Linked DNA regions of Homo sapiens: region 1 is linked to region 2. The links are chromatin contacts, found by Hi-C or POLR2A ChIA-PET in ENCODE. All regions are on one chromosome and are shown on one strand. The core of a region is the stretch at or near the end of the contact, and the rest is flanking DNA. Distances in the headings are between cores, read along the strand shown.

Evidence for each region. A loop is a pair of places that touch in the nucleus more often than their neighbours do. ChIA-PET counts read pairs that join two places held with the same protein, here RNA polymerase II (POLR2A).
Region 1: a loop to region 2 is called in a map with no recorded cell type, with 2.3 times the contacts of the local background. The contact joins two enhancer-like sites. A Hi-C loop is called at or near these places in 1 of 37 single-sample maps with no recorded cell type. POLR2A ChIA-PET finds 5 or more read pairs at or near these places in 1 of 52 experiments (HEK293).

Annotation. Positions count from the first base shown.
Region 1 is chr9:84,781,292-84,785,825 of GRCh38, reverse strand. All of the region lies in intron 12 of NTRK2 (neurotrophic receptor tyrosine kinase 2), which reads right to left. Among named protein-coding and RNA genes, the nearest start is that of NTRK2, 110 kb to the right of the region's middle. Within about 2 kb of position 3,230, at least 2 of the 41 ENCODE cell types and tissues checked have a DNase peak (open chromatin) inside an H3K27ac peak, as active enhancers do.
Region 2 is chr9:84,294,702-84,298,823 of GRCh38, reverse strand. SLC28A3 (solute carrier family 28 member 3) reads left to right here. Exons shown (of 18, transcript NM_001199633.2): 7 at 805-918; 8 at 1,526-1,603. Among named protein-coding and RNA genes, the nearest start is that of SLC28A3-AS1, 19 kb to the right of the region's middle. RefSeq lists an enhancer at 2,193-2,722. Within about 2 kb of position 2,268, at least 7 of the 41 ENCODE cell types and tissues checked have a DNase peak (open chromatin) inside an H3K27ac peak, as active enhancers do.

The sequences.
Region 1 (4,534 bases), core at 1,981-4,480, 490 kb before region 2:
GTTAGTCCCACAACTCTTCTTAAATACCTCCCAAGAACAGTTTTCAAATGTAGTGTGAGTTATTAAAGAATGAATAAAAATCTCATAGGAAGAAATAAGGTGCAGTACACAATTAAAAATCATGCCCATAAACACTGTGTAATTAGGGACTTCTCAAACTGGAAGATTCTACAGGCCAATATTTTCGAGGCACAACTTGAAACTAATTCCTCCATAAAAGTATCTCAATAGCATGAGCCAAGAGTAATCTTTCTCTATGAACTCCCACTGCAATGCATCTGCCCTTCTTCTGGAAAATGAGTTATACGAGCTCTTGATCCACGGAAGCCACTTGACTGCAAGGGCTACTATTTATTTTGCCTTATAACCACACTTCTTTCTCCACATGTACATATAGCAGGCTCACCTCAAACATGTAATGTGAATAGTAAATACATTCATCAGATTTAGAATATAGATCCTCTGTCTTCCAACTATCATGGGTGATCAAAATAGCCAGACTGGTACAGCCTATTTCAGCAAATAGTTGGTTTTTACCTATGACGCAAGTTTTGGTTTTGAATTTACCATTCCTGTTGTTTAAGGGCCTGTGTGATGGAGGGTGGGAGGAGGAGTGAGGAACAATCCTTTAAAGGACTTCTGTGATATGATTTGCATTTTTAAATCACTGCTAACATCATCTGTTCAGAGGTCTCAGGGGAAGTACAATAAGAGGATAAAGAAGGTGCTTTCTCTAGTGAAATGCATGAACTTGAATTAAATAGAATTTATGACTCTCTGGTTTCTCTCTGTAGTTCCCAACCTCCTAGAGAAAATGAATTCTACTGTATAAATGGGTTCACCAAAAACACTTTATAAATGTTCAGTTCTCAAGGAAACTAAATTGCGAGAAGAAAAAAACACTCACTAAGGATATAAATAAACCCCCTAAGGACTTATTTTTCCCTATTGATCTAAATTAAAATGTTAATAACTCAGATGGATGGTTTTCTAGTATTTTGACTTGTACTGGCTATTAGACACTTTTGTCATCATATGTGGGCATGAATTAGTTGACCAACATTAATTTATTAAACATCTTCTGCCCTCACCCCCTCAGGAGATGTCACTAAAGGGAACAGAGTCCTTAGCTGGCACCTTGCATGTGTGTACCACTAAATAAGTATTTGTTGAGTGTGCAGCATGTGAATGAAGAGTTTTAAATAAGCACAGAGAAAATCGATGTCTGAATGGAGGTCCTCTGTCTCTCCTTTCTTCATACACGTACCCAAATGTACACAGGCACACTCATGTGTCCTCAAAGAGTGACTATCAAACTCTACCCCTGTAACATGCATAATCTAATTTCACTTCCACCACAGCACCATGAAGAAAGAGTACCATTCCCATTGTCCAGAAGATGGAAAGCCAGCAAAGAAAGGTGAGGACTGGAACTAGAGTTAACAATAACATACAGTTTCAAATAGCTGGGAGGAAGATATTGAACATTCCCACTATGAAGAAATGATAAATATTTGAGATGATGGATATGCTGATCTGATCACTATGCATTATTTGTATCACGCATCACTATGTATCTCATAAATATGCACAATTATTATTTCTCAATTTAAAAAATTTAAAGACAGGTGAGACTATTGGAGGTCATACAACTAGTAACCGGCAGTGCTAGGTTTTGAACTCAGACTCATCTGACTCCCCTCTGCCTTTCCCTCAGGCCATACAGCTTCTTTCAACCTTGCTGCCTTTGCCCACAACATTTTTGGGATTCATTTTCTAATCTTACCTTTACAGCCTGCTAATATTAGACTGAGTTATTTGAACTTGATCTAACCCAGTGGCAGTCCCACCTCCCATCACACCCCAGTCTTCCAACCTCCATCTCCTCATGCTGCCAAGTCTTCTTTCTATAGCATACACTTAATTAGGGTACTCCTCCATGCGAAGTCTTTGGGATAAATTCTGTCCATACTGTCAACTCCCTAGCCCCCTTCATGCCCTGCCCCCACAACCCAGCAGTCTCTTCTCCCAATTCTCTACCCCCGTTCTCTGCTCAAGCCAAACCAGACTCCTAGCAAATGTATGAATGCCACACATTTTCTTACACTTTCACATCTTGGGACATAAAATTTCTACCTGGAATCCATCCCTCTCTCTTCTCCATGCTCTTTCCCCAACTCTCACACTCTGCAAATCCCAAAGCCTCCTTCAATGCCCATCTCTGAGGACCATTTTCTAGGCACCTTTCAAACTCTATTTAAAGTATCCACTGACTTCACATTTTCCCTCCAAAGTGTCATTCCCTGGGAAATAGGACCATCTAACCCAATGCCTGATACAGACACATATCTGAAAGTGAATAAAATTAAGTTGAAATCCCTGACAGTAGATACTAACCCTTCAGGGATGAATCTGACTCAGGAAATGTCTGAGAATTATTCAGAGCCAAGTCAAGTAAAGAACGTGAGTGATCAAGCTGGGTAACCCTGTTTAGAGTCCAAAACCATTTCAACAAAATATACATTGCAATACAGACACAAAAATGTGATACAGATACAAAAATACATTGTGATAAAGAGCACTGTCAAGAAGGGAAAGTCAATCCCTAGACACACAAAATGTCCCTTCACAGGTCACCCTTCACAGTTCTTCTAAATAAACATCTGTGAGAGGCAATGTCATTAAGAGCATTTGTTGCATTATATTTTAGGGGTCTCTCATGCTGGGAGGTGGGACAGCGAGAGGACATTCACAGTAGGAGAACAGCCTATTTCTTATCAAAGAAACAAGTTCTGGAATATCTACTGGAAGCTTCAGTAGTTTCTCTTGATCTCTCATATGTGAGAAGTATTGTATATTACACTTCTTACATTTGGGGAAGTCAAGCCCCATTTCCCACCCACTTCAGGACATAAGCCACGGATAACATAAGATTAAGCATCGTGACTTGATGAAAGGTACTGGTTTAAGAAGAATTTCTAAAGAACTGAGTTCCCACCCAGCCATTAACATATCTCTAAGTCCTTTCAAGTTAATAGACAACTTCAGCCTGAACCGTTATACTCCAGAGTGCAATCTCTCACAAATGCTGAGGTAAAGAAACGTCACTGCCTCGGAAAATGTGGCACTTGGTGATATGACAAGTACAATGGTATTTATCAGCCATATCCACGGCTTAATGGACATGAGCCATATCTGAAAAGGGAAAGGGTGATTCAGCCCATTAAGTATGCAGAACATCAGCTTTCAATACAAGATGGCTCTTGATTATTTGTTTTTTTCATTTCCAAAGGCTCCATCCAAGTGGGAAAATTGCAGAGGCAGAAAAAATACCACAGCTTTTCTGCTAGAGCGACAGCCACAGCAAAGCTAGGTATGACGGGGCAGAGGGGAGAGCCGCAGAACGTGCCAGCAACCTCTGCTTCTTCACAGTTCCGTTTCCTATAGAGGGGATACAGCCTCATACTTCACTTTTGCTTTTCCCTTTTCCTGCTTCCTTTTAAATGGTTTTCCAAAGTTTTCTGAGAATTAGATTTCAAGTATGTTCAGATTAGAAATTTCCAAAATAAAGCTTTCTATAAAAACATGAGTCCTGGCAAGCTCACATGCCTGGCTTGGTAAGCATTCCCTATGGAACCAGAGATGGATTGTCTGGCAGTTAACGAGACAAACAACATAAAGTTGTCATTGGTGAAGCTTAAATCCCAAAACCTGCTCCTCTCACCCACTGACGTGTTTGTTTGTGGGTGTGTGTGTTTGTGTGTGTGTGTGTGTGTGTGTGTGTGTGTTTTCTTGGAGGCCATCTTATAATCCTTTAAGCAATTCTCTCTTATACAACTATTTAGTTTTAGAACACCCTCCAAGGTATTATTGAAAATTCCTCCATTAAAAAATCGTTACGAAGAGCCTTGATATAAATGACTTTACTAGCTAAGAGATTCCCAAGCTGAAAAGAAAGACGCTAGAGAAATTGCCATAATAAGGGTTTAGTTAGTTCCTTGTTGAATGTTTTGACCCTCCCAATTTGATGTTATCTTCTATTTACTGCATTTAAATGAAGTATAGACTTAAAAAACTAAAGACACTCTCTAAGCTATGTCAATTATATGCCTACATTGTTCCATCATTACACTTGATATGCTTGTTCTTGTTGTCTGTGGGCCCCCCAAATCAGTGCAAATATTTGCCACTGTTTCCACCAGGGGGCATTCATCTCATTGAAAATAGGTATTGTTTTTAACCGGCAAAGTTAAGAATGTTATACTGAAATGACTAAAATACATTATTTATTAATCTCAAAATTCACATTTTCAACGGGAAGCAAAAAAGGCTAGGTCTTTAATGGGTAATTCTTGAATTAGATGTTTGTATATATGAAAAGTTATTATATGAGTAAGAAAAAAGTATACTTATGATCTGAAAAGTATGATATACCAGAGAATGTTATGAACTCTTAAGAAGCGTCAACAAAACATATACATAAAAACACTCAGCTGTAAGTAGAAATTAATTTTAGAGGTGGTGTTCAGTTGTA
Region 2 (4,122 bases), core at 1,019-3,518:
GGTCTCTTTTACAATGAAATGAGAGCCTCTTGACAGGGCAATATTTTACTTAATTCACTTACAGGTTGTCAGATCAACAAACCTTGGACGCACAGAGAAATCATGTTCTGCCTTTCCATTTTCCAGATAGGGGAAATAATTACATGTATCCAGTACTTACAGCTTGACTAGGATGGCCAGATTCTGCCTTCTTTAATGGCCCTTCTTAGACTACTGTTTCTATCCAAGTAATTTATCAGGACATAATGGTTACTTAAATACTTTCCTGGACTGAAGACTTGAAACTCAGTTTTAGGGAGAAGGAATGCAATGCTGAGTTTGTTTTTGTTTTTTTCTTGAGATGGAGTCTCGCTCTGTTGCCCAGGCTGGAGTGAAGTGGCGCGATCTCAGCTCACTGCAATCCTTGCCTCCTGTGTTCAAGTGACTCTCCTGCCTCAGCCTCCCGAGTAGCTGGGATTACAGGCATTCACCACCACGCCTGGCTTCTTTTTGTATTTTTAGTAGAGATGGGGTTTTGCCATGGTGGCCAGGCTGGTCTCAAACTCCTGAGCTCAGGTGATCTGCCCATTTTGGCCTCCCAAAGTGCTAGGATTACAGGCATGAGCCACTGCGCCTGGCCTGAGTTTTTTAAGTTATGGTTCTATCAAAGGGTTCTCTGCTTATGACAGCTGTAGCCTCCCAAAGAAGGTGGGTGACAGGCCACATCTGATAGTGTGTTCAAGGAAATAGTGATCCATTAGACATTCATGCCACGGCCTGCATTAATTTTCCTACTAAGACATATCACTTGATCTTTCTGTATAGGTTTACTGGAGACCTGTCTTATGGGGAATCGGGCTACAGTTTCTTCTTGGGCTCTTGATTCTAAGGACTGACCCTGGATTTATAGCTTTTGATTGGTTGGGCAGACAAGTTCAGGTAAGTTTGGTTCAAAAGAACACTTTGCTTTTATGGTGCTTTTAACATTGGAGGTAATCCTCAAGACGTGTCAGAAATGGGTTTATCTGTCTGCATGAGTTGTCTCAAATTTTAATTCTGCATCATGGGTTAGACAAATAGTTTTGCTTATGTTGAATATGTTAGTCTGTCTGGTTTGTTAACACTACTGCTGTTCTGTACCTATGTCATCGTTCCCTAATCCATTGCCCACATCCTCCTCCCCAGGAACTATCATACTTCTTAGATGTTTCCACAGACAGAGAAACAGGCTTCCTTTGCATCCAGTGCTAACTAATGCCACCTACAAGCCATGTATGGCTCCCAACACATTGCCACAGTTGGCTCATTCTGTAGCATTCTAGAGTCAGACTGAATGTCAGAAATGTCAGGAAATTTGTATCCAGGAATATTTCAAAAATATGCTTCTACACCATTCATTGGAGGGGGCAAAGCTGAGAACATTAACTTTCCAAGTCTATCCAACACATTTGCTGGGTCCGTCCTCTGAGAGCCTAGCATTCCTGTGCACTGTCTAATTTCCAGTCATGTGGTTGGAATGAAATCTCTTTTTCTTTCTTTAACTCAGACTTTTCTGGAGTACACAGATGCTGGTGCTTCATTTGTCTTTGGTGAGAAATACAAAGACCACTTCTTTGCATTTAAGGTAAAGTCAAACCTTTTTTCTATGTAGTCGCTGCTATTTCAGCGGCTTCTGTCTTTGTAGATGTTCAGATAGAACTTAACTGACCAAAAACCAGGTATATACCTACTGCGCTGGTCAGAGGTGTGCAATACATCACTGCTCTTTTCCACTGACAATGTTATCTGAAGTTAGTGGACTGCACGCATTTTACCTTGTTACTATGGAGTTAAGGGAAACATCTAGAGGAAGTCAGAACTATTCAAATACTAGGGAATGGGGCTTGTAGCTTTATCTGAGATACTTAGGAAAAATCAAAAGGGTAATAGCACCTTCGGCCTTCAGGGAAAAGAATATTATGTTCCCAGCAACAAGTAGGCATGTGGCAGTGAATGGCTGATGGGTCCAGGATCAGTGACAGCTCTGTATTCGAAAGCCCCTCAGTCCCAGTCCTTGGGGCAGCCGGTCAACCACATCAACCTCTGTTTTAGAGCCATCCCCGTGCTAAACGTTTCTCATCTCTCCTTCAGCATAGCCTTTGCCTAGGCAGGACTAGGGGATAGGCCTTCTCCTAACTAAAGAAGGAACATTATTTTACAGGGGAAAGGCAGCTTGGCCCCATGGCTGGCCACAGTCAGTTCCTTCTTGAGGCTCCCACATGCCCCAGGAAGCCCATCCTCCTCTGGGAAGTCCCTACAAACACTTGTCAATGAGTCAGAAACATGCATTCGGGTTTTCCTTCAGCTTTCTTTTTTTGTGGTGTGTTGTTATTCATACACTTCTAAATTGTTTTCTCACTTAGAGACTCCAAATTTACCTCCAAATTACCCCAGCTTCAGTTAGGCCAACTTTTAGGCTGAAAAAAGATTCAGCCTAAAACGTTAAACCAGCAGTTTAGTGGCAGGCTGGAGAAGAGAACCTCTGCTGTTTGTAAGAAGCCTGCAGTTTATACAGCATTTCACTTAGCACCCTCCCCCAGCAACCTCTACCTGGCAGTTTAGCTGGTTTGATGTTTTAGGGCTGAGATAACTCAGCCATCTCTGAAAGGCCAAATGTTTATAGAGTGAGATAGAAATATACTCATATCATGAAACGAATTCAGAATTGGAAAAAATAAAGTCATAAAGAAGGAATAACTTGCTACCCAGACTATACAGGTGTTTTCAGGCCTTCCCCCTCCCCTCTTCCAGGGCAGTGGCCCCTATTCTTTCCTGCCAATGCAGAATCCTCTGCTAACATTCCAGAGATGAGCCTCTTTAACTCCCTCAAGCTTTCAGGAAGGCACTGCCTACCCATTAAAGCCAATAAAAGGCTCATCGTGAGTGAGCTCTGAATACTGGCACAAAATGTCTTTTAATATATATTATTAATGGATTTTTTTCTAAATTAGATCCTGTACAAATTGTCCTCGGTCATTCTGTGCCTCTGGTAGCAGCTTTCTCTGGCCAGTTAGCCGGGGAACAGTAGGGAGGGGGTACAGTAGGATGAGGCTGAGGAGGGACCCAGCCCACAGCTCTTTGTGGTCTATGCAGGGTAGAAACTGCTCTCTGTGGAAACATTGGCTGCACTGAAGGCACCCAAAGAGCATCAGGAAAATAGGATCTAGGAAAATGCAATGGTTTTTTGTTTGTTTGTTTTGTTTGTTTGTTTGTTTGTTTTTGTGAGATGGACTCTTGCTCTGCCATCCAGGCTGGAGTGCAATGGCACAATCTCGGCTCTGCAACTTCTGCCTCCCAGGTTCAAGCAATCCTCCTGCCTCAGCCTCCCCAGTAGTTGGGATTACATGAGTGTGCCACCACGCCTGGCTAATTTTTGTATTTTTAGTAGAGACAGGGTTTCGCCATGTTGGCCAGGCTGGTCTCAAACTCCTGACCTCAGGTGATCCGCCCGCCTCAGCATCCCAAAGTGCTGGGATTACAGGTGTGAGCCACCGAGCCCAGCTGGAAAATACAATGGCCTTTAACACAGAACTAAAGTAGCTTCCAAAATGCAGTCACTTTTTAGTAATTTGAAAATCTATAGGTAAAATCACTATTATTTTAAAAGCTAGAAGAATGAATGTTTACTGCATAAGGTCATGACAGACCCCTATTGACTTCAGTAGGGGGGGCACCATGTTTGAGCGGCCAAAGAAAAGACCTGGAGCCAGCAAATGAGACATAGGGTTTATTGAGGGGGACTCACATGCAGGGCAGTCCAGTGGCAGCAGGCTAGAGAGGAGAACCGCTACTGTTTGTAAAAGGCAGGCAGTTTATATAGCATTCTCACTTAGTAACCTCCCCCAGCAACCTCCACCTCCCAACCTTCATTTAACCCAAAACAAAGGGCCTGGATCCCCCATATGGCCTGCTTTCCACGGAATGGGCCAAGGGTTCAGATATTCCTTATAGATAAGGAATGAATCTTTGGAATGGCCGCTCCCAGGTTCCTTAGTTTGGAACTCCAAACACACACGCTTAGACCATAGGGTCATTCTCAGGACATGCTGAAGTTATTGCTGTCAGGTGTGTCTGCCATCCAGTAGGAGGCACTATGTGTCAGCA